2 separate regions of the Homo sapiens genome follow, and region 1 is linked to region 2. A link is a contact called in ENCODE Hi-C data. All regions are on one chromosome and are shown on one strand. The core of a region is the stretch at or near the end of the contact, and the rest is flanking DNA. Distances in the headings are between cores, read along the strand shown. Region 1 overlaps MIA3 (MIA SH3 domain ER export factor 3). Region 2 overlaps LYPLAL1 (lysophospholipase like 1).

The links. Hi-C counts contacts between places; a loop is a spot of excess contacts on that map. Pooled maps may share reads with other maps.
Region 1: a pooled map shows a loop between it and region 2 (6-fold over the local background). The contact joins two enhancer-like sites. A Hi-C loop is called at or near these places in 1 of 168 maps with a recorded cell type or tissue (ascending aorta), 1 of 37 single-sample maps with no recorded cell type and 7 of 50 pooled maps.

Annotation. Positions count from the first base shown.
Region 1 is chr1:222,652,783-222,659,015 of GRCh38, forward strand. MIA3 (MIA SH3 domain ER export factor 3) reads left to right here. Exons shown (of 28, transcript NM_198551.4): 14 at 226-348; 15 at 446-557; 16 at 1,461-1,516; 17 at 1,607-1,697; 18 at 1,873-2,011; 19 at 5,940-6,041. Among named protein-coding and RNA genes, the nearest start is that of MIA3, 38 kb to the left of the region's middle. RefSeq lists an enhancer at 2,190-2,429. Within about 2 kb of position 2,274, at least 10 of the 41 ENCODE cell types and tissues checked have a DNase peak (open chromatin) inside an H3K27ac peak, as active enhancers do.
Region 2 is chr1:219,186,604-219,193,023 of GRCh38, forward strand. The region is part of intron 2 of LYPLAL1 (lysophospholipase like 1); the gene reads left to right. Among named protein-coding and RNA genes, the nearest start is that of LYPLAL1, 16 kb to the left of the region's middle. Within about 2 kb of position 1,853, at least 4 of the 41 ENCODE cell types and tissues checked have a DNase peak (open chromatin) inside an H3K27ac peak, as active enhancers do.

The sequences.
Region 1 (6,233 bases), core at 1,024-3,523, 3.5 Mb after region 2:
CTGAAGGATGCAATAAACAAGATCAATTTCCTTGATAGCTCTGATGTTCTCACTACAGCTCTGAGGGTTGGGGCCACTGTCTCCTCCCACTTAACCAAGGTCTTAGCCCATAGTGATAGGCCAAGGAGAGGCATGGTTCCTTATTTACCTGTCTCATTCATGTGGTCCTAATGTCTCCAGTGCAAAAGCCCTAACCTGTGGGAATCATGTGTTTTAACTTTGCAGTTGCAGCAGGAAATCGAAGACTGGAGTAAATTACATGCTGAGCTCAGTGAGCAAATCAAATCATTTGAGAAGTCTCAGAAAGATTTGGAAGTAGCTCTTACTCACAAGGATGATAATATTAATGTAAGTGCGTTCATGAATACAAGCTTAATTCTTGTGAATTATCAAATCTGTTGAATTAAATGGAAAGACTCTTAATGCCCTTTTACTTCTTTTCTAGGCTTTGACTAACTGCATTACACAGTTGAATCTGTTAGAGTGTGAATCTGAATCTGAGGGTCAAAATAAAGGTGGAAATGATTCAGATGAATTAGCAAATGGAGAAGTGGGAGGTAAGATCAGCCTCAAGGAGGATGGACCCCTTTTGCCTTCCTGTCTTTAAGTGCACCAGTGCTACTTTTCAGCTGGCTGCATTTCCTCTTAAGCTTTCGAGGTGTAAATACATTGGATTTGAATGTGTGTCTGTTTGCATTGGGCAGAGGTGGATTGCTAGGGTGAGGTGTAGCAGTAAGCATGCAGTGAACACTGACTTTGTTTTCACATTGAGACTAGAAGGGTGCACGGGAGCTGCACTGGTCATGTCTTACACCTCTAAGTATTGGACACATACAGTAGTAGAAACTTGTTTTTCAATTTCATGGAGATAACATTTTAAAACTTGTCATCTCAGTAGCTGTGTGGTTTTAAGGCCCACAACTGGTTTTAAGAGTACTGAGGTGGTTGGAGGCATAAACTGACTAAGGCCATGAAAGAAAACCACAACTGGTTTTGAGAGTACTGAGGTGGTTGGATCCATAAACTAAGGCCATGAGAGTGGAGGCTATAGTGTTGCAGTGTTTACTGATGAGGAAAATGTTTCTAGATGCCCTCTCTCAAGTTGGATATTGCTTGTGTAGTGGGTGTTTTAAACCACACCTGGTAGTAGATTCTGGAGGAGAATAGGAGGGAATCTTTCTGAATAAGACACTAAGCCCAGATGGAAGAAAGAGCTTTATCTCACATGTTTCTTCTTGCTCAATAATGGCATGTATAACATGTTTATTGTACAAATGGGAATTCACTTTTTCAGTCTTAAGTTTGCAGTTCTCTTAAAAGTCAGTCTAATCCTTTTCTGTTTTTGTTTGTTCTTTAAATGTTTGAACATGACAATTGTTTAGTTTTGGGTAAATCAAGAAAATATAGATTTAAAAAGCAAGGGAAGAAAAAGCAATGAAAGAAAGCCTTTTGTTTTTTAGGTGACCGGAATGAGAAGATGAAAAATCAAATTAAGCAGATGATGGATGTCTCTCGGGTATAATCGTTTTTAGAGTCCCATAATTGCCTGTGAATACTTTTACTATGCCTCACTTTTATGAATACTTGTCTCTTCTGCAATTTTTAGACACAGACTGCAATATCGGTAGTTGAAGAGGATCTAAAGCTTTTACAGCTTAAGCTAAGAGCCTCCGTGTCCACTAAATGTAACCTGGAAGGTAGGTTGCTTCTTGAGAAGAAATTGCTATATATTGGAAAGATACAAAATTGCATTAGAAAGATAAAGAGCGGCTTCCTGCTTTCATACTTCTCATTTCTCTCAGCACCAGCCCCCAACCAAGTTCTCAAGTTCTTGTGCACACATATGGAACTCAAATGTTTTATCCTTTACAGACCAGGTAAAGAAATTGGAAGATGACCGCAACTCACTACAAGCTGCCAAAGCTGGACTGGAAGATGAATGCAAAACCTTGAGGCAGAAAGTGGAGATTCTGAATGAGCTCTATCAGCAGAAGGAGATGGCTTTGCAAAAGTAAGATTATCATCATTTACTGTTAACTGTATTGTCATGTCAGTAAATAAATGTGTACTAATATAGATAATGTTATCGTTTTTCAGGATTGTACTCTTTTGCATCTGTAATTAGTATAAATTTGTCTTTCTTTCTTTCTGCTTTGTTTCTCATAAGCTGCATTTTTCTTTCCTTTCTAACCAGTAGTCAAAAACTGTTGCCTGTAACTCACTTAAGGGGGAGCAGTGTACTGGTACTGACGGTCGCTGCTGTGGGAGTGCTTCTCTTTTGAAGATCTGGCCATGCCTTGTCTGTGGCTCCGCCACTTGTTTCACTTTCCTTTCTTTGTGGTCAATTATGTAATTTCCTTTAAACAGTCTGAGGGATTTGTATGACGTGTTTTAGTAGAATAAAAACTTCAAAAAAGGAAAATTTACTTATTGAAGGTACATTTAGTTTTGGACTTCACAGAGTAAAATATTCAAACTAAACATAATTGTGGCAAAGATATTAGGAGTTTTGAATGTAGAACTATTTGGTGTGTATATTTAGATAATAATCCTCTGAAATACATATCTCAAATTTCGAGCGAGGTACCTTTTGAGAGGTATATTTTTATAGTTCAAGTTTTTTGTCCACAAAAACATCTGAATTCTCTAAAAATAGGTTATCTGTGGCAGTTGCTATTTGTGTTTGCTCTTATGTTTTACTCTTTGGTGTATATGGCAGTGTGTGAGGAGGCCTCTCTTGCTAAGCAAATTTAACTTTTTTAAATGCTTAGACTGCTACTGCTGTATGCCATTAAATATTGAAACCATACCATTAACTTTTTCTCTAATTCTTTGCTCACCAGGCAGCCAGTTTAGATTTTCCAGGTTTTGTTCAGGCCAGCTCTAAATAAATGCCTGTCCTGCTTCAGAGAGACATTCCTCATTTCATTACTTTTTAAAAAAGAGCACTTCTCTGCCTCCAATAGTAATGTGAATTACGTAAATGGCAACTGTTTTTCTTCGTGATACAGTTAACCCATTGATGTGGCAGTGTTTTATTCAACTTCCCCAAAATTCATTCAGTCTCCATGTGTGGTTTGTACTCTACTGTCCACCCCTAAAGTCACTGTGTTAATTCAGGCCCTTGTCATCTTTTATGCCAGTCCCCTAGCTAATCACGTATCTCCAGACTTTCTTTCCCTTTTTTTTTTTTTTTTTTTTTTTTGAGACAGAGTCTCACTCTGCCGCCCAGGCTGGAGTGCAGTGGCGTGGTCTCAGCTTACTGCAAGCTCCGCCTCCCAGGTTCATGCCATTCTCCTGCCTCAGTCTCCCGAGTAGCTGGGACTACAGGCGCCCGCCACCATGCCCGGCTAATTTTTTTTGTATTTTTAGTAGAGATGGGGTTTCACCTGTGTTAGCCAGGATGGTCTCAATCTCCTGACCTCGTGATCCACCCGCCTCGGCCTCCCAAAGTGCTGGGATTACAGGTGTGAGCCACCGCGCCCGGCCAAAGAATATACTTTAATGCAGGTTCAGTGAGTTTACTTTTGTATGAAAATGTCTTTAGTTTGACTCCATTTTAAAAGGATCTTTCTGCTGGTTCTGGAATTTCGATAGTTGTTTAGTATCAGCACTTTAAAGATAACCAGTTATCCTCTAGTTTTAAAGTTTCTTTGAGGAATCTATTATCATTCTTATTTTCTCTTTTCTCTTTTTTCAAATGTTTTATGCCTGCCCTAGCTGCCTTTCGTCATTTTCTTTTTGGTTTTTCAGCAGTTTTCTTGGGAGGTGCCTACATGTAGGGTTTTGTCATCACCCTTCCACCCTACCCTCCTGCTTTTTCTTTTGCATTTATACTGCTTGAGGTTATAAACATCTCTTGAGTTTGGAGCCTCTTTTTTCACATATTAATTCTATCTTATTCTCACTTGTCCTGAGAATCCAATTCAACATACTAGGATCTCCCACCCCTACCCCTCGCCCAATGCCTCCTACATTCTGAATATGCTTCATTCTGGATGTTTTCTTCTGACCTATCTTCCAATGTGCTAAAAATCTCACCTCAGTTGTCTAATCTGCTAAAATCATTGAGTTCTTTTTGGTTTCACTATTTTTCACTTTTATAGTTTCTAATCCTCTGCTGAAATGTGTAATCTTGACTTGTACTTCCTTCAATTTGTAAGGCACAATTGCTTTAAAATCTATGTGGTAATCCTATTATGTGGATCCCTTATGAGTGTGTTTCTCTGGTCTTCTAGATTGTGATTACATTGTCTTGTCTTGTGGAATGTCTGGTTGGTTTTGATGGAGTGGTGAACATTGTTTTTGAAAATTGTAGGGGAAATTTGAGGTCTAAGATGATGTTATCATCCTACATAAAAGATATGAGATTACCTCTAGCAGGTGGTCATTACTTTATTCCAGTTAGCAATTAAAATCATTCAAAAATGGCTTAGTTCCTTTAAAGGACATTGTATTTATTGCCTGTTCAATACTCCAAGTGTGCAGCTCTTTTCTGGTCTCAACCCAAAGCCTAGGGCTTTTACTAGGGGTCCTTCTCATTGGCAGCCCTGAACTCCCTCCGCTTCTTGTTTCTCTCAACCCAGGGATCTGTTGAAAGTTCTTTTCAACCTTCTTACATATCTGCATTGTCTTCAATGCATGGATGAACCTGGGGGGAAATGGCTTAAAATGCCGGGCTTACTTATAATTCTGTGTTTTTTCCTACTGGATTTTCTTCACTGCCTTATTAGCTTTCTGATGCCTTCGAGCACATTCTTTCTATTTTTGTCCATATGTTCTTATTTTCAGTGTTTGCAGACTAACTCATCCATTATTGGAAACAAAATTCTCTTGAATCCTTCTTCAAGACTTGTTTTTTCCACATCCCTTCCTAAGCCAGAGTCAGAGAGGGATTGTTCTGTTCTTATATGCACCTTTTACACATTCAGCTGTGAGCTCCATTAGTGCAGAGGTGGTACTTACCATAGCCATACCTTTATCTTAGTCTCTTACAAGGTAATTAGTATAACCACTCATAAAATATTTGCTGAAGTATTTATTGAATGAGCAGTTGTAAAAGAATACATAAACTTTTTTCTCTTTGGTGTTAATAACCCTTTTTACTATAGCTCCTCTATTTTTGTTTCCAATTTATAGAAAATTTGCAAGTATCTTTTGCATCAGAACTATGAGTAAAGAAGTACAAGGGTAACTACAAGTAGCACTTTTAAACCATTAAATGTTGCTGCCTTTACAATCTGTGTTATAGTTGGCTAACCTCTTGAGCTTGAAGGTTATCAGGTTAAAACCAATTTCCAGTACATAGCACCCTGATTACAGGACAGTTTGGATTCTTTTTCTGTTCAACAGACATTGCCAGTACTCGGATTTGTCTCGCTGCTTTATCATGATTCCATTGAAATAGGTAGGGGAGCTCCATATCTGAAGTGTGAAAATGTTCTGGGGTTAATTGTACAGTTAAGGACATGTTCTAAAAAGCTCTTTCATTGGCTGTCTTTATCATGGTACCAGCCTTGGATTGAGAAACAGCCCATAAGAAAATTAATTAGTGGTCTTTCCATGGTTAGAAATAAGAGAATTATCTCCTGCATCATCCTAATAAGCTTAACTGTGTTAGGTTGATCAGTCCTGGCTTTCTACATTGAAGAAAAGTGAGCATCATTTCAACCCAACAGTCTTTGACACATAGTGTTTTTTCACATTTGTTTCATTTACTAGTGAGGAGAGAATTATGAGACGTTAGAAAATGCAGGTGATGTATCAACAGGCCACAGTTGGATTTTTATCCTAAAGGACAGTTTTATTTCCTTCCTGTGACTTTGTATAATCTATGCATTTTTAAGAATAGGATAGGAAGTGAGATTTTATTGGAGTATTCAGACAGAATGCCAGGAGGAAAAGAGAAACACTTTCATTGACAACCAGTTTTATCTTAGGAAACTGAGTCAAGAAGAGTATGAACGGCAAGAAAGAGAGCACAGGCTGTCAGCTGCAGATGAAAAGGCAGTTTCGGCTGCAGAGGAAGTAAAAACTTACAAGTAAGTTCACCTCCTAAAGAGGGTATCAGTGGCTAATGAAACTAGTGTTGGCTTTTTTTATTAGCACAAAAGCATAAATAAGTGGTTAGAGGACATGAATACATCAATTCACACAAAAGAAAAACTAAATTTTAAGTTAACAAATGGAAAAATATTAACAAATACCCAGTGCTGGCAAAACTGTAAGGGAAC
Region 2 (6,420 bases), core at 603-3,102:
TTAATAAAAATATAGTATATCTCAGCTTCCCTATGCTTATTGTTTACATGGCACTTCATTTTTCATCCTTTTACTTTCTTTTGATTAGAGCTGTATGGTATGTCTTTTTCCATTCTTTTGCTTTTAACCTACCTATATCATTGTATTTAAAGTGGATTTCTTATAGACAACACGTAGTTGGGCTTTGTTTTCATCTTTAACCAAACTGATAATTTGTCTTCTAAGTGATTTGTTTAAGCAATTTACATTTAATGTAACAATTAATATGCTTGAATTTAGGTCTACTGCTTTTCATTCCTCTGTTTCCCTTTCACACTTTCTATTGAATTATTCGTTTTTTAATACACCATTTTACTTTATTTTTTTTCTGATTGCCATAGGGATTATGATATACATAGCAAAGCTTTTTTACCTACTTAGAGTTCTTTGTTGTTTTTTTTTTCCTTGTAACTATATAGGTCCCTTTATCCCCATCTTGTGTATGTTATAGTTTTCATATGTATTTTGTCTGCATACATTGAAAACTGTATCAAACAAGGTTATAATTTTTGTTTTCAACAGTCAACCATATTTTAAACAGCTTAAGAGGAGAACAATAGTTTATTGTATATACTCAGTTGTGGTCTATTACAGCATATAAGTGTGTTTTGATTAAATTGTGAATTACCATTTTGATTATAAGGTATCCCTTTTCCTCAACTGTATTTAATAGATGTTTTAAATCAGCTAAGGTAGGGGCATAGTCAGTAAAAGTCAGCAATTAGTTTGCTGTGTTGATTTAGATGGAAAATACTGCTTTTTTTTTTCACTGTGGTAATTTGGACTCTTTAAATGAAGTGCCCAATAAAGATTTTTATTTCTATAACATGCTTTAGCTATATTTACAATTAGAGATTTTCTTAGTTTGTGTTTATTATTAGAATTTCCATTTAAAAATAATTTTTAACAAGCCATTTATGATTTATATGATAATATAGTTTCTTTTGGTGTTTTAAAAAATTCTAAAAGTAATAAGATTTGCATAGTGCCTATACTTTTAGATTCACTGTTTTTCCACACAAAGTCCATGTTTGTATTTTTCAGTAAATATGTATTCTAAAATAAACTAGGCACTTTTTATTTAGGCATAGTAAACCATGAATTCCTCTTTACTCCATCACTTAGAATTCCTATCTGAAGCATGATAGTAGGAGAGCCCTCTCCTGATAACAGTATATCTGTACTACAAGTATGCTAGTAAGGAACCCTACTAAAAACAGCTATTTTGAAGAAATAATGTACTTCTTTGGTAAGTATTAGGTATGTTTAAATAGGTACTAGTATGGAAAAGTTTTCTTAGATATGATTTTTTAAAAAAGAAACAAAAATGGACTGTTTTCTACAAATCACAGTGTAGATTTTATAAGAGTTAAAGTCAAAATATATTTGGAGCAAAAATAAAATAATTTTAGACATTGTTATTTCTGGCTGGCACAAATTATTCCCAAGTGGCACAAATGATTACTGAAATTTATTCAGCAAATATTTAGCATCTATTCTATGTCAGGCTTTGTTCTTAGCACTGGGTATGTATCTGTGGAAAGAATGAAGTCCCTGCTCTCAATGAGCTCATGTAGAGACAGAAAATAAAAGGGAAATTAAATGTAATAATTTCAAATAGTGATAAATGGTATTAAGACTGGGGATAGAGAGTATATGTGTGTGTTGCAGGGTAAAAGGGAGGTATACTTTCAGTTGGAGAGTCAAAGAAGCTCCCCTGAGAAGGTGACACTTGAGCTGAGACCTAAATGAACAGTCGGAGCCCACCATGCAGAAATGTTGCAAAGAGCCCTCTAAGTAGTGGGGATATCAGATGCAAAGCCACTCAACTAATAATAAGCTCGTACTATTTGAAGAAAAGGAAGTGACAAATGTGACTGGAACCTAGTGAAGGGTGGGAGAGAGAAGTGGTATGAAATGAGGATAAAGAGGAAGACTGGTGCCAATTTGTTAACTTAAAGGTTATGAATGAACTTTCGATTTTATGACTTTAAGGCAACACAGATCAAAAACAACTTGGTATCAAGCTGAATGTCAACTTTTTTTTTTTTTTAACCTTGGACATTTTATTCTAGCTTAATATTTTACCAATGTGTAATGGGTTGGTTGATTGATTAACTTAGGAACCACACAGATGTTCTTTGCCAAACATATTTATTTATTGTGGTAATGTCTGAGGAGTTTTATACCAGCTAATAAAGTGATTTATTTGAGGAAGAAGGTGAATGAGTATAACATATGTGATAGTTTTTAGCTGTTTAAAAAACAAACTTTTATATTTTATTTAAATGTTATTCTAACATTTTAGGAGATTTATACATTCTTGTTTATGCTTTCTTAGCAAGAAAGTTCTAAATTATTTTTGTCTCGTTAAATTTTCTCAATTACTCCATTTGAACAGAATTTTAATTTTCTTAGCTACCACATTAGTAACATACTTACATTGGGATTCTACTTCTGCTGAGCATCTATCTCTAATTAAGGCATTGTCAAAGAAAAAAGTTAAGTGAATGCCACTTTTTTCCATTAATGGCTGAGTTCCCAGAATGATTCACATTTTAGCCTATGATATCATCCTTATTTAAGTATTTAGACAGACAAATAAACACAGAAATAGCAGAGTAAAATGAAAAGGGAAGTAGAACAATTCAGAAGGGTAATAGGCTCATTTGAATTTTAAAGTGAGTGTTGTATTTTTGATATTTTGATTTAGAACTTCACTGTGATTTTAGTGACAGTTTGACTACAATTTGAGGTTTCATTTTGTCTGACAATGACTATTTGGAAAGCACCTACTCTCATTTTCAGAGTAATGAAAATGAGTAACTCAAAACTAGTTAAGAAGCTAGTTTTGAGAAGGGATTCTGGGAGGAGGAAGGTTTGAATGCTTTCTGCCTTCTCTCCCCTTCTGATTCTAATTTATCTACCTTTCTAGAGCCACACAGCTTCTGGGGTCAGAAGGCATATGGGGTTGTGAGATAATTTATGCTTATTGGAGTCCTAGTATAGAGGTGGTGCAAGATTTTATCTTTTCTGCAGCAGTTGAAAGCCTGGATAAAGAGCAATGAAGGAAAAGCTCAGTCTGCAAAAATCTGCCCTCCTCATAGGTTTATGTCATAAAATGTAATTCTCAGACAATAATGCAATATTAATTAGAATTCCAAAAGGATTTTTTAAGGATAATTATTTGAAAATAGTTTCAAGTTTACTAAATTTTTTGATAAATTTATTGGATAATCAAGAACAATAGATGCCTGAGAATAGCTAGGACAAGTATGAAAACACAGACTAGAGTAATGATAGGAGAGGGGAACTTACCTTACACAACTTCAAAATATGCTCTAAAACCACTATAATATGATTAACGTTATATACTAACTTAATAATTAACTTAATAGATACTAAATAGAAACTAACTTAATAGATAAAGAGATTAGTGGAACAAAATAGAGCCTTTCTCAACTAAAGCTCTTCAGCTGAATCACAAGACATAGAAAATTATTTGAGTGACTGTTCCCCCGCCCACTGCATGTATGATATAGAACGAGCACCATTCTAGATGTATTAGAGGGAAGTCAGTTCATTATATATAGCATATGTCTTACAGAAATCAGGGTTAGAGAGACTAGATAATGCAGAACTATAAAATATATGGCAAAGATAAAATTTCACTGTTTGCTGAGAAGGGTGTCTTCCTCCTTTCCTCCCTTTCTCTCTCCTTCTTTTAATAGCACAAGCACAATTGACTATCATATGGGATAAAATGAATTTGAATCCTTAGGTTACTCCATGTATGAAATTCCCCCAAAATTCAAGGCTTAGGTGTAAAAATGAAAACAAAAGTCTTAAAAGAAAATCTGGGCTACTATATATAAAAAATGTATGGATTGGCAGGAGCTTCTTAAGCAAATCTAGAGACCCAGAAATTTAAATTTTTTTTTAAAAAGACATTATATCAAATGTAGAGTCTTTTGTCCAGTAAAAAAAAAAAAAAAAAAAACCCTTAAGTACATAATAACGTAATATCAATATTCAAAATAGACTTGGAAGAAAATACCTGAAATATATGCAACAAATATTTGTCAATAATAGACAAAGTACTCTTTTAAACAAGAAAAAAATTGAAATGACAATAGGAAAAAATAATAGCAAATGACATCAGTCAGCAATTCCACTTATGTGGAGTTTTAGAACAGGCAAAAGAAATCAATGTTGATAGTCTCACTCAGTAGTTGCTTGGGAAGGTTACGGGAGTTGCTCGTGAAGGGGCATGATGGAATTTTCCAAGGAAAAGGAATGTTCTGTATCATTGTGGAGATGGTGGTTGCATTGTAAAAAGTAATTGAACTATACACCTAAAATGTGTGTAGTTCAATATAGTTTATATATGTAAATTATACCTCAATAAAGTTGGTTTTAAAACTTCAATTGATACTCTTAAATGGTAACATTTTAATGTATGTCAGCACCTACTGCTATTACTGCTGTGGGCAAAAGGATATTTTCCTACCTTTCCTGTAGAAAGGTAAATTTTTACAACTTTTATGGAAGCAACTTTGAGACATCTATTAAGACAAAAATTGTACCTTTTAATCCAACCTGTTTCTTGACTCTTTTCCATAGGAATAAAAGTTCCAGTAGATAAAAACACGTATGCATATGTTTAATGAAGCATATTTCTTAGTGGCTAAAAGCTGGGTACCAAATTAATTCCCATTATTAGGGGAATGGCTGATTAAATTGCAGAATATGCTTATCATAGGATATAATATAGCCATTAAAAGGGTAAGTTAGAACTGTAACTGATGAAAGGATTTCCATGAGATATTGTTGAAGGAAAAAAGCATGATGCACATAATAGAATCAGATAGACTACTTTATTTTTGAAAAGAAATAGTGTGCCAAGAAATAGCCTGTAAATATGCATATTTTAATTTATAAGAATAACATTGAAGGATATATTTCAGATCATTTACACAGTTTACCGAATGTAAAGGACAAGATGTGTGAGGGAGTTGGAGAGAAGAGGAGGAATGTAGAGATGGGTAAAAAATGAATAAGATTGACATGAAAAACATCTAAACAATGTATATATATATAATCTCATATTTAAAAAATTTTATGTATCTGCATAAACTTAGGGAAAACATTTAAGTTTTTATGTACTGACTTTCAGAGGTATTCATCATATCCATTTAAATTTTAGAAAATGTGTTACAAAGTAATGTTTATATGATTCTATTTGAGTAAATAAAAGATCCCCGTATATGAATTTTTGTTAAATTTTAGTCAGTTCAACTTTCTTGTTTCCAGGTTTTTTTTTTAGTTTCTCTGAGAAACTTTCCAAATATAACCTTGACGTTCAAGCCCCTTAAGTGGATGTCCATTTATTTTGGGGTGGTATGATCAATATTGAAAAATGGTGTAATTTTGTTCCCTTCCAGCACCACCCACTGGTCCTAAAGATTGTATGCATCCCAAGGCCAATGACAATTGAATATTTCTAGCTCCTTGAATATGCTGAGGTTCTACTTGGGTTTTTCACTAGAGAAGAAGTACAAAAGCATGTTCAGGTCTCACCTGTTGTCTTTTAGCCGTCTATTTTTGTTTTTCAATTTAGCTGCACATTTCATGCTTTTACTTTACTAACTTTGGTGGGTGACAGTATACAGCTAAATTTGAGATGGCAAAGTAGAGGAGGTATTGGTGTGGAAAGAATCCTGTGTCTGGGTTCATCAAAGGGAAATATTACTTGTCATTGGTTTAGAGTTCTTTCAAATTACTATAGGCACTTTTGTCACTGGCTATGTTTTCTTTGCCACTCTGTTTCTCATCATTACGTGAGGAGAAAGCAGGGCATGCCAAGGGATAAGGATTATCTTCTGTGCAACTCTTCCGTTTTTCATATTTGGAAAACATTTGTTCTCTGTGTTTATCTAATATAGCCCCCATCCCTCTCTGTGTTTGCCCACAGAAATCTCTAAGGTTTTTTTTTGTTCCCCTTTCATTTACATCTACCAACATAATACTTGAATACAGGACCCCCTTTACTCCATTACAGTTTGGAATATCTTGATGGTGTGTGTGCCTGTGCACGTATGTGTGTGTATTTTTTTTAACCAACATAGTATCCCAGAGCATGAATATACAATGAATGGATTAAGATTCACTGGTACTGTAACTGTTCTCCCTCTTAAAAGATGGAGGGAGTAGGTAAAGAGGATATGAACTGGCATTAGTAGATTTTAATGGATTAGATACAAGTATGGGATAGTTAATACAATATACATGAGAGTAGTTTTAATATGCATTTAACTTATAAAACTTAGAAGAAATTGAAATCATTTATTCAAAACACTATTATTTTGGTAATTAAAGCAT